Regions from separate parts of the Homo sapiens genome. Here regions 1 and 2 are each linked to region 3. A link is a contact called in ENCODE Hi-C or POLR2A ChIA-PET data. All regions are on one chromosome and are shown on one strand. Each heading gives the region's core, a stretch centred on a gene start or an enhancer-like site at or near the end of the contact. The rest is flanking DNA. Distances are from core to core; before and after follow the strand shown. Region 1 holds the start of BCAT2 (branched chain amino acid transaminase 2). Region 2 holds the start of MAMSTR (MEF2 activating motif and SAP domain containing transcriptional regulator). Region 3 holds the start of BAX (BCL2 associated X, apoptosis regulator).

Region 1 (3,865 bases), core at 1,360-3,859, 140 kb after region 3:
GCCTCCTGGGGGGACTGGGGTGACTGGGAGTGATCCCAAGTGGTTCGAGACAGATTGCTTTGATCCCCCCTCTCCCTTCCTCTAGTATCTCCCCAGGAAACATCTGGACCCCGCTGTGGGAGGAGCTGGCAGCCTTAATGCCAGACCCTAGGGCCACAATCCGAGAGGGCATGCTGGCCCAGGTAGAAGTGGGGTTCAGATCCAGGTGGTAGAAGGTGGCATGGGGGTGGGGGGCATGGCGATCAAGTGGGGCTCCTCTTGACCTCCTTCCCCCCTCTTTTCTCCCCAGCCACTGGGCCGCATGGGCCAGCCCGCTGAGGTCGGGGCTGCGGCAGTGTTCCTGGCCTCCGAAGCCAACTTCTGCACGGGCATTGAACTGCTCGTGACGGGGGGTGCAGAGCTGGGGTACGGGTGCAAGGCCAGTCGGAGCACCCCCGTGGACGCCCCCGATATCCCTTCCTGATTTCTCTCATTTCTACTTGGGGCCCCCTTCCTAGGACTCTCCCACCCCAAACTCCAACCTGTATCAGATGCAGCCCCCAAGCCCTTAGACTCTAAGCCCAGTTAGCAAGGTGCCGGGTCACCCTGCAGGTTCCCATAAAAACGATTTGCAGCCAGAAGGAGGAGGATATCGTTATATTTATTTCCCATCCTTTAGACGAGTCCTTCTGCCCCACTTAGCCCTTGCACCCCAGACCCACAAGTTGCCTCGACCCTGAAGGACTGCAGCTCCCCCCGCCCCCCAACCCCAGGCCTTGCAGCAAGCAGGTGCCTGATGTTGCTAGCCCTGTCGCTGTCGCCAGGGGCTCCTGGGAAGGGTAGAGCGGTTTGGCTTCACCAGCGCGCTAACTAAAGGCCCGCAGGGGAGAGTAAATTAAGCGCTAATTAGGAGGTAATGGAGGGGGAGACGCAGAAGGCCCTCTTACTCTTGGCCCTCAGGGAAAAGGAGTTTTCCTCTCACTGCCTGTAGAATAGGAAGGTGGCTGGCAAGAAAAGTCCAAAGGGAAGAGAAAGTAGGGGGTTGAGACATCTGGATCAGAGGGAGGAGGGGCTGAAACTCCTGGGTTTTGGTCCGCAGGGCACTGGGGGACGCAGACTCCCCAGCTGGACCCAGGGGGGGGGCAGGGCCCGGGTGCGCTGGCGTCCCCCAGGTGAGGGGTGGAGCTGCAGGGCTGCTGCGGATTGGCTGTGGCCGGGGGGGCGTGTGCACCAACCGCTGATTGGCCGCGGCGGGGGCGGGAGCTGTCAGTGGGCCCCGACCCTACAGCCCGGGGCTGGCGGGTGGGGCAGGAGGACTGGGGCGGAGCGCAGAAAAACAGGGCGACGCCCTGTGAGGGAAGGGTCCCGCGGTTTGGCTGTTTGGGCCTGTGGCTGTTAGGGGTGGCAGGATAGTGACCCGGGGACAGGACTTGGGGGCACTGTGGGGGTAGAATTTGGAGACAGAGTGTCCCAGGGTAGGATTGCCGAGACACGATGGCCGAGGGATACGATTTTTTTTTTTTTTTTTTAATTTGAGACGGAGTCTCACTCTGTCGCCCAGGCTGGAGTGCTGTGGTGCAATGTCGGCTCACTGCAACCTCCGCCTCCCGGGTTCAAGCGATTCTCCTGCCTCAGCCTCCCGAATAGCTGGGATTACAGGCCCCCGGCACCACGCTCGACTAATTTTTGTATTTTTATGTATTTATTTTTATTTATTTATTTATTTTGAGACGGAGTCTCACCCTGTCACCCAGGCTGGAAATGCAGTGGCGCGATCTCGGCTCACCGCAACGTCCGCCTCCAGGGTTCAAATGATTCTCCTGCCTCAGCCTCCCTAGTAGCTGGGATTACAGGCGCACACCACCACACCCGGCTAATTTTTGTATCTTTAGTAGAGACGGGGTTTCACCATGTTGGTCAGGCGGGTCTTGAACTCCTGACCTTGTGATCCGCCCACCTCGGCCTCCCAAAGTGCTGGGATTACAGGCGTAAGCCACCGTGCCTGGCCTTAATTTTTGTATTTTTAGTAGAGACGGGGTTTCCCCATGTCGGCCAGGCTGGTCTTGAACTCCTGGCCTCAGGTGATCCACCCGCCTTGGCCCCCAAAGTGCTGGGATTACAGGTGTGAGCCACCAAGCCAGGACTTTTTTTTTTTTTTTTTTTTGAGACGGAGTCTCACTCTGTCGCCCAGGCTGGAGTGCAGTGGCATCATCTCGGCTCACTGCAACCTCTGCCTCCCCGATTCAAGCAATTCTCCTGCCTCAGCTTTCCGAGTAGCTAAGATTACAGGCGCCCGCCACCACGCCCGGCTAATTTTTTGTATTTTTAGTAGAGACGGGGTTTCATCATGTTGGACCAGGCTGGTCTCTAACTCCTGACCTCAGGTAATCCGCCCGCTTCGGCCTCCCAAAGTGCTAAGATTACAGACCTGAGCCACTTCGCCTGGCAGGGACCGTATTTCAAGTCCTGCCCTCCCACCAGCGCCTGCGCCCCGCAGCAGTGTCCGGCTCCCTGCCGACGCCCTGGAGCTGGGACGGCCTGGGGCGCTGGTCGGCCGCCTTCCCCCAGAAGGAGGCGTGAGCGGGGCGTGGCCGGAACGTCTCTCTTCGGAGCCGCGCCCCGGGCGGGCACAGTTACGCGCCGCACGGATCATGGCCGCAGCCGCTCTGGGGCAGGTGGGTTCGCAGCCCCGCGCCGGGGTCTGGGAAATAACCGGGGGAGGCGCACTTCCGGGAAGACCACTGGCCTGCAGCCGGTCCGACTCGGCGCCGCTCCTCCCGCCCTGGGGTTCCGCTGCAGGGCGCGGAGGAGGATGGCGCCCTTTGGAAAGGAGCACGAGGCTTTAATGGGGTGAGGGGGAGCAGGTAGACGCGGATGAGGTGGGGCAAGTAATTGGCGGGGAGGTAAAAAAAAAAAAAAAAAGGGAAACATGGTGGAGGACCCTGTAATGAGGGAGGCGTGGGGGTGGGGAGGTTGTGATTTGGGGAGCGGAGCCCTGGGGTGCGGTGGGGCATCAGCCTGTGCGGGAGCTGGAATAAAGGGGCCCAGACCTCCAGGGCCGGGTGCAGGTGAAGGCAGAGTTGGACCTCAAGTCTCAGCTCTGGGAATTGGACTCAAGGTCCTATTTTCTTGGAATGAAAGTTGAAAAAAATAAGAGATGGGGATTGCTGTGCTTCCCAAACTCCTATCTGAAGCTTTGCACCTGGATTGGAAATCGAGGCAGCGTCTCATGGTCAAAGTGACAGATGCTGCAGGCTGGCTGAGACGATCCCTTCTGACTGTGCGATGTCAAACAGCAGCAGCGTTTCCCAGAGTCTATGATTTCAGAGAACAAGGTTTCTCAGTGAGGAAGGAAACAGCCAAAGAAAGGGGTCATTACAAGCCTTCACAGCTGCGGTGTAACCTTGGGAGAACTGTCTGTTAACTTTACACCTGACTTTATTTGAGTCTCTTATCCTAGCTGATGAATGTCAGGGCAGAATTTCACTTTTTTCGGCTCTTAGTGACTGATAGGGATAGTCCTGGGATACCTGGGGTATGTGGGCAATCTGGGCTTTAGTGGTGACACTCCTGGACTGTGGTGGGGCAGTACTGGGCTTTGACAGGTCCACTTGGGACTGATGTGGACCGTCTCATCATGGCACAGTTCTGGTGTCATAGAATGGCCCTGAACTCATGATGGGACATTCCTAGGCTCTGATGAAGATAGAGATATCCTGTAATGGAGATAATTGGGCTGAGTCCTCAGCTGTGATGGGGACAGTCCCGGGGTGTGGAGAGGACAGTGCTGGACCATGGTAGGGACAGTCTGGAAGGTACTGGCCTAGACAGCAACATAGGGATAGTCCTGGGGATTGAAAAAGACAACAATGGGATTTTTTTTTTT
Region 2 (3,440 bases), core at 1-2,500, 240 kb after region 3:
TCGCACCCGCCCCTCATCCTCCCCCTGGGGAGCTCGCGCCTGCGCCTCACTGGTCCAGTGACGGACGATGCCTTGCACCGTGAACTCCGTAGGCTCCGCCGCCTCCTCTGGGATCTTGAGCAGCAGGAGCTGCCAGCCAATTATCGCCATGGGCCTCCCGTGGCCACGTCTCCTTGAGAACCAATACCAAACGAGCGCGCGAACCTTGAAATGTCACGGGCTTCTACGGACAGGAGCCCGCCTGAGCGCAAAGCTTTCTGGGAGTTGTAGTTCTTATCCCGCGTGGAATGTTGGGAGATTGAGTTTTCGGGAAGTAGCGGATGGGACGGTGGGAGCATGGGCTTAGGATGTGAATGCCAGGGAGCAATAAAGGTATCCGTGGTATCGGCAGCGCCTCGATTGTTAAGACTCAGGGGCGCTAATGATGATTTTCTGCAGAACAAGGTTGCAGGGCCCTTGTCTGGGCCCCTGCCGAGTCTGAGGAGGTATTTATAGCCACGGCCTTGGCTCGCCCTTTTGCATGTAATCCAACCCAAGAGCAGAGGAGCCTCCCACACCCCTCAGAACACGGCCCTAAGCTTGCTCTGCCGATTATAAGGCCCTCAGTCCTGCCAGTGGGAACCAGCGATTCTCCCTTCGACACCCCCCCAAATCCATACTCCAGCCCCCTCCTCCCTCAGACCCAGGAATCTAAGTCCCCAGCCCCCTCTGGACCTTTCTGCCTGCCGGGCACACCGCCGAATCCGAACACCTCTGTCCCTGTTCCCAACACCCCAGAGGCCCCTGCCTCTTTTTCTTTAAACCCAGGACTCCAGGTCCCCATCCCTCTCCTTTCTTGGATCCAGGAATCTGGGCCCCCCGTTTGAACTTTTCACTCCCCTGAACTTGACTCCAGTTGCTGCGTCAGGGAAAAAGTAGGCGACAGGTGGCACCTGCCGGTAGGGCCAGGACACGACCACCTGCCGCTGCTGCTCACCCGGCGCCCCTCTCCGGGCACCTGCTTCTGTCAGTCCGCCTGCCACCGTTCCCCCCGACCCCACAACCCCAGGACGTGCAGGAGGAGCGAGCCGGGGAACCCTGACGTCCCCGCTCTCACCCCCCAGCATCCCCCAAGGCCCGCACAGGCCCTCCCAGCGGGTGCTCCCACCCCTTCTCAGGGTCCCCGGCGGGGCTCCCGTCACACCCCAGGAAGGTGGGTTGGAGGCGGTCCCAGGCTGGTGGGGCGGAGCCTGTGGTGTCCAGCCTCGGCCTCTAGACTCAACCCGCCCCAGAGCACAGCTTCGCCGAGCCCACCTGGTGAGAAGCCCCTGGGGTGGACGGGGGGGGCGCACTCCTCAACGGTTCTATCCCCTCTCTGGTCCCAGTCCCTTCCCCAGAGAACCTGGTGGCTGACACCCTACTCACTCCTTCTCAGATGCAGGTCACAGGGGCCCTTCTATTCCTCAGAAACCTGTCAGGGCCCCGTTCCCCTCTCCACCCAGGATCTTGGATTCTCATCTCCTAAGAGTATTGAGTTCCAGCCCTTAACCTCCTTCTCCTTCAAGATTCCAGACTCCAGGCCCCTCTGCTTCCTCCCTTTCCTAGACACAGGGGTCCCAACCCGCAACCCTTCCTCCTCAGGACCCAGGAGTCCCAGATTCCAGGTCCCTCCCCTCCCAGGATCCCAGGGTTGAGACCCTCAGCCCTGTCTTTCAGACCAGGTGTCTGGGTCCCCAGCTTCCTCCTTCCTCGGAGCAAGGTGTCCGGGTGTGCAGCCCCCTCCTCTACAGCCCCTGGGATCCGGAAGTTATGGCCCAAGGCTGCTCCTATTCCCACCTCCTTCGGGCCCTTTCCCTGCTGAATTCACTCTCAGGGGCGGCCTCCTGACCTCCACTCTGAGCCAGCCCTCTATGGGGCCCCTGCCCTGCCCCCTCTCCGTCCAGGTCCCCATCCCGGCCTTGGCAATGACCCTGGCGGCTTCCTCCCAGCGTTCCCAAATCATTCGCTCCAAGTTCCGATCTGGTGAGAGAGGGCTCTCTTTATGCGTGGGGGATGGGATCCTGAGAATGCTGTACTCTGGGGTGGGAAGGGAGGGGTGGTAGGTCCCATGAGGCCTGTGTTTTTTGTGCAAAAGGTCATGTTGCATAAAGGAGGCCCAAGCACAGGGGTCCGGCTGTGGTGGATCAACGAGTGTGCAAATGGCTAGTAGCATGCTCACGGGGGGAGCAATGGGGATTGGAGGCCAGGGGTAGGCGTGCAGAGGGCTCAAGCACTGAAGAGAAACAAAGGCTTATACTGGCGCACACGCAGGGGCAGAAGAGCAGAGGAGGGACCTCAGAGGACCAGTGTGGGAGTTTGGGTGAGGGGACAATGAGCTGTCAAGCTGTGAAAGTGTCAAAGGTCTTGTTTTAGGTCCCAGGGCAGGCAAAAAGTCTGCAAGTATAGCCGGGTGTGGTGGCGCATGCCTGTAATCCCAGCTACTTGGGAGGTTGAGGCGGGAGAATCGCTTGAACCCGGGAGGAGGAGGTTGCGGTGAGCCGAGATCACGCCATTGCACTCCAGCCTGGGCAACAAGAGCGAAACTCCATCTCAAAAAAAAAAAAAAAAAAAAAAAAGAAGTGTGCAAGTGTTTCGAACTACAGATCAGTTCCTGAGAAGGCAAAGGGTACTTGAGTGTGCACGTGAGCGTGCCTATGTGGTTGGATGGGTACAAAGACACCAGCAATCAAAGAGCAAGGAGTATACAAAAAGGCGCATATGTCCAGAGAAAAGCAGAAATGTGCAGAGAGATCCTTGCTCCCAAATTGGGGGACAAACCCTGACTGTGCACATAAGAAAGTGAACATTCATCCAGGTGGGGCGCGGTGGCTCTTACCTGTAATCCCAGCACTTTGGGAGGCCAAGGCAGGTGGATCACCTGAGGTCAGGAGTTCAAGACCAGCCTGGCCAACATGGCGAAACCATGTCTCTACTAAAAATACAAAAAAATGACGCCGGGCAAGGTGGCTGATGCCTGTAGTCCTAGCACTTTGGGAGGCCAAGGCGGGCGGATTGCCTGAGCTCAGGAGTTCGAGACCAGCCTGGGCAACACGGTGAAACCCCATCTCTACTAAAATACAGAAAATTAGCCGGGTGTGGCGGCGTGCACCTCTAGTCCCAGCTACTGGGGAGGCTGAGGCAGGAGAATTGCTTGCACCCGGGAGGTGGAGGTTGCAGTGAGCTGAGATCGCACCACTGCACTCCAGCCTGGGTGACAGAGCGATACTCTGTCTCAAAAAATAATAATAATAATAATTAGCCGGGTGTGGTGGTGAGCACCTGTAATCCCAGCTACTTGGGAGGTTAAGGCAGGAGAATCGCTTGAACCTGGGAGGCAGAGGTTGCAGTGAGCTGAGATTGTGACATTGTCCTCAAGCCTGGGTGACAGAGCGAGACTTTGTCTCAAAAAAAAAAAAAAAAAA
Region 3 (3,778 bases), core at 353-2,852:
GGAGCAGACACCCAGTGCACAGCCATCTCTCTCCATGCCCTCTGTGGTCACTGGGCCACTGCAGGGGGTTGATACCACGATCCCCAGGTCCTCACAGATCTGAGGGGGAGCATCCCTGGGCTCACTGCCCTGCAGCTGCCCACCTTGAGCACCAGTTTGCTGGCAAAGTAGAAAAGGGCGACAACCCGGCCCCAGTTGAAGTTGCCGTCAGAAAACATGTCAGCTGCCACTCGGAAAAAGACCTCTCGGGGGGAGTCTGTGTCCACGGCGGCAATCATCCTGCAGGAGAGAGGAGAACCAGTGCCGGGGAGCAGGCATCAGGCTGATGGTGGAAAATTCCCGCATCCACCGCACACTAAAGATAAGGAGACTGAGCCCCAAGCCAGGCTGAAATGAAAAGCAACAGGCCAACGGGGGACAAGGGAAGGGGACAAGACAGACATTTAGGAAGGTGGGAAAAATGACTCCCTGAAGGAGGGTTTTAAGATCCTGGCAGAGAGGAGGGCTGGGAGTCCGGAATGTTTGCGCTGAGTTGTGGGGCCCAGACTCCTAGTTCTTAGGGGAGGAGGAGAATGCGGGGCTGAGAGTCCTGTGTCCTGAAGGAGCCCAGTGGCTGGACTTCTGGGTCCTCAGGGGCCCACACCTCTGCAGCTCCATGTTACTGTCCAGTTCGTCCCCGATGCGCTTGAGACACTCGCTCAGCTTCTTGGTGGACGCATCCTGAGGCACCGGGTCCAGGGCCAGCTCGGGTGCCTCCCCCCCCATTCGCCCTGCTCGATCCTGGATGAAACTAGAGTGGGGATGGAGTGAGGGTGCAGAATCAGAACGGGGTGTCACTCCTCAAATCTGTGCCACAATAATCAGACCTCAAACTCACCCCTGAAGCAAAAGGGCCCCTGTCTTCATGATCTGCTCAGAGCTGGTGGGCCCTAGAGGAGAAAGGAAGGGAAGAGGTACCTGGACTCTTGGGTTCTAGGGGATCAGGAGACTGTGGAGACTCACGGCCCCTGAGGGAGGACAGAGCTGGGGACCCTGGACTTCTGGGACCCTAGCAGATAAAGTGACGGGGGGGCCCAGACAACTGAGTCCCTGATGGAGAAAGGCCAGGAGGCTGGGCCTGTATCCTACATTCTCCCCGGGGAAAGAGGCTAGGGGAACGCTATATGCATCCAGACCCCTGGCCTGAGGGGGCAGAGGCGAGACCCGCCCCTCCCACCAGTGCCAGAGGCAGGAAGTGGTGCGGGCGACAAGCCCGGGCCTGCCCGGGGGCTTGGCTTCCGAGATCCCCTGGTTCTCGAGGGTCCGAGAGCGCCAGAGAGGCAGGGATCGGGACACGGGGATCAGAGAGCCAGGAACCTCCGAGGACGGAGGGGACTGGAGGCTGGCAGCGCCCGATCCGGGAGTTTCTGCCCCTCAGTGCTTGGAGATCGCACAGCCCCAGGCCGGTAGGAAGGATCCCGGACGGGCCGGCGAGGGGGCTCGCCCTCCTCCCGCCCGTCTGCCTCCCGCCTCACCCCCGCCTCTGGGCTGCTCCCCGGACCCGTCCATCACCGCCGCTCCCGCCGCCGCCTCTCGCCGGGTCCGCGCGGGCGGCCGCAGCGCGCCCGGGTCACGTGAGAGCCCCGCTGAACGTGCGTCCTTCACGTGGCCGCCCCGCAAAATGGCCGCTGCCCCGCAGCGCCGCCGGGTCACGTGACCGCACCTGCCTCGCTCCCTCGGGAGGTTTGGTCCCGTCACGTGACTGTCCAATGAGCATCTCCCGATAAGTGCCAGCAGTGGCGCCGTCCAACAGCCGTCCGTCCAATCGCAGCTCTAATGCCTTCATTTATCCAGGCACCATTTTTAGAAGTTTCGGGCAGGGTTTGAGCTCTCCCCAGCGCAGAAGGAATTAGCAAGTGCAAAAGCTCAGAGGCCCAAAATAGCATGCTTCCAGGCAGGACGTTATAGATGACTAAAAACTGAGTGGTTTTGTTTTTTGCAGAGACCTGGATCTAGCAATATAGCCCACGCCCAGGCTTGTCTCTAACTTGTGAGCCCAAGAGATAACCCCGTCTCAGCCTTCCAAAGCGCTGGGATTACAGGCATGAGCTACCGCGCCAGGCCTGCTTTTCTGTTTGTTTGTTTTTTCCTGTTTTTTTTTTTTTTTTTTTTGAGACAGGGTCTCACTGTGTTGCCCAGGCTGGAGTGCAGTGGCCCAATCATGGCTCACTGCAGTCTGGAATTCCCGGGCTGAAGCCTCCCACCTCAGCCTCCTGAGTAGCTGGGACTACACCGCCCCTGGTTAATTTTTAAAACTTTTTATGTGGAGATGAGGTCTCTCTATGTTGCCCAGGCTGGTCTCTGAACTCCCAGACTCAAGCGATCCTCGCACCTTGGCCTCCCAAAGTGCTGAGATTACAGGCTTGAGCCACCCCACCCAGTCATGACTCGAATGTTTGTGTTTGTGTAAAAAGAAAAGGAATATGAAGTTTAAAAAGTGGCAGAAACTAATCTGTGCTGATAGATCAGCAGGGTATGGAGGGGAGGGGCCACAAGAGACACTCCCCGGGTGCCCCAAATATGCCATATTTTTATCTGAATGGTGTTTACATGGGTATACACATTATTATTATTATTATTATTATTATTATTATTATTATTTTGAGACGGAGTTTTGCTCTTGTTGCCCAGGATGGAGTGCAATGGCACGATCTCGGCTTACTGCAACCTCTGCCTCCGGGTTCAAGCAATTCTCCTGCCTCAGCCTCCCAAGTAGCTGGAATTGCAGGCATGCGACACCACGCCCAGCTAATTTTGTATTTTTAGTAAAGATGGGGTTTCACTATGTTGGTCAGGCTGGTCTCAAGCTCCTGACCTCAAGTGATCCACCTGCCTCGGCCTCCCAAAGTGCTGGGATTACAGGCGTGAGCCACTGTGCCCGGCCGGGTATACACATATTTACAATTCATTGAGCTGTACACATAAGACTTGTGTGCTTTATGAATATTATGACATGTCACTTTAGACAGAAAATAATAGCAACTAAGGAAAACTCAGAAAAATGAGCTAGGATCAGATGATAAAGGGTTTGGGCCTGTCAGAGAAGGGACTTGATCTATGTCCAGAAGGCCGCTGGGAAGCATGGGGAAATTTTGAGCAGGCAAAGGGCAGAGTCAGACTAGGGTGTCAGGAAGATCTCTTGGACTTCCTTCTTTCTCGAAAAAGCTCCTGGTTGGGCTCAGTGGCTCACTTCTGTAATCCCAGCACTTTGGGAGGCCGAGATGGGTAGATCACCTGAGGTCAGGAGTTTGAGACCAGCCTGGCCAACACGGTGAAACCCTATCCCTACTAAAAATTCTAAATTAGCCAGGTGTGGTGGCAGGCACCTGTAGTCCCAGCTACTCGGGAGCTGAGGCAGGGGAATCGTTTGAATCTGGAGGCAGAGGTTGCAGTGAGCTGAGATCGTGACCTTGCACTCCAGCCTCAGTAACAAGAGGGAAACTCCAACTCAAAAAAAAAAAAAAAAAAAAAAAAAGCTCGCATAGCACCCAGGATGTGTAATGCTTCTCACAGCTGTAAATGTGTGCAGTGTTTTAATTTCATGTTGGTTTTTTTCATCCACCCAAAATTTCCACAAGGTTAATTTGTCCTCAATTCTCCCAGAAACCAGCATGTTACTTGATTCATAGTTATCTCTCAAAATGTGTTATTCAATAACTGTATGATTGAATGTTGGGGAGCATGCAGAAATCAGACATTGTCTGCCTCTGACATTCAGAGAAGACTTCTCAGAGGAGGT

The links. Hi-C counts contacts between places; a loop is a spot of excess contacts on that map. ChIA-PET counts read pairs that join two places held with the same protein, here RNA polymerase II (POLR2A). Pooled maps may share reads with other maps.
Region 1: a loop to region 3 is called in a pooled map, with 5 times the contacts of the local background. The contact joins the promoter of BCAT2 here to the promoter of BAX in region 3. A Hi-C loop is called at or near these places in 5 of 37 single-sample maps with no recorded cell type and 11 of 50 pooled maps. POLR2A ChIA-PET finds 5 or more read pairs at or near these places in 17 of 52 experiments (AG04450, B cell, BJ and 13 more).
Region 2: a map of CD8-positive, alpha-beta T cell shows a loop between it and region 3 (25-fold over the local background). The contact joins the promoter of MAMSTR here to the promoter of BAX in region 3. A Hi-C loop is called at or near these places in 1 of 168 maps with a recorded cell type or tissue (CD8-positive, alpha-beta T cell), 3 of 37 single-sample maps with no recorded cell type and 13 of 50 pooled maps. POLR2A ChIA-PET finds 5 or more read pairs at or near these places in 9 of 52 experiments (A549, B cell, HCT116 and 6 more).

The regions. Positions count from the first base shown.
Region 1 is chr19:48,809,773-48,813,637 of GRCh38, reverse strand. BCAT2 (branched chain amino acid transaminase 2) reads left to right here and starts at 2,609. Exons shown (of 11, transcript NM_001190.4): 1 at 2,609-2,654. The coding sequence starts at 2,631. LOC105372432 (a long non-coding RNA gene) reads right to left here. Exons shown (of 3, transcript XR_936017.4): 3 at 2,801-3,294. It overlaps HSD17B14 (hydroxysteroid 17-beta dehydrogenase 14), which reads left to right. Exons shown (of 9, transcript NM_016246.3): 8 at 86-182; 9 at 290-620. The coding sequence ends at 463. RefSeq lists enhancers at 1-378, 2,392-2,686, 2,960-3,029, silencers at 1,034-1,343, 2,420-2,639 and a cis regulatory region at 990-1,530.
Region 2 is chr19:48,717,535-48,720,974 of GRCh38, reverse strand. It overlaps MAMSTR (MEF2 activating motif and SAP domain containing transcriptional regulator), which reads left to right and starts at 1,250. Exons shown (of 10, transcript NM_001130915.2): 1 at 1,250-1,296; 2 at 1,923-2,001. The coding sequence starts at 1,944. RASIP1 (Ras interacting protein 1) reads left to right here. Exons shown (of 12, transcript NM_017805.3): 12 at 1-390. The coding sequence ends at 177. RefSeq lists a cis regulatory region at 1-467 and an enhancer at 1-609.
Region 3 is chr19:48,952,699-48,956,476 of GRCh38, reverse strand. BAX (BCL2 associated X, apoptosis regulator) reads right to left here and starts at 1,602. Exons shown (of 6, transcript NM_138761.4): 1 at 1,515-1,602; 2 at 878-929; 3 at 644-790; 4 at 144-279. The coding sequence starts at 1,548. RefSeq lists enhancers at 1,128-1,337, 787-1,354, 1,355-1,923 and a silencer at 1,458-1,607.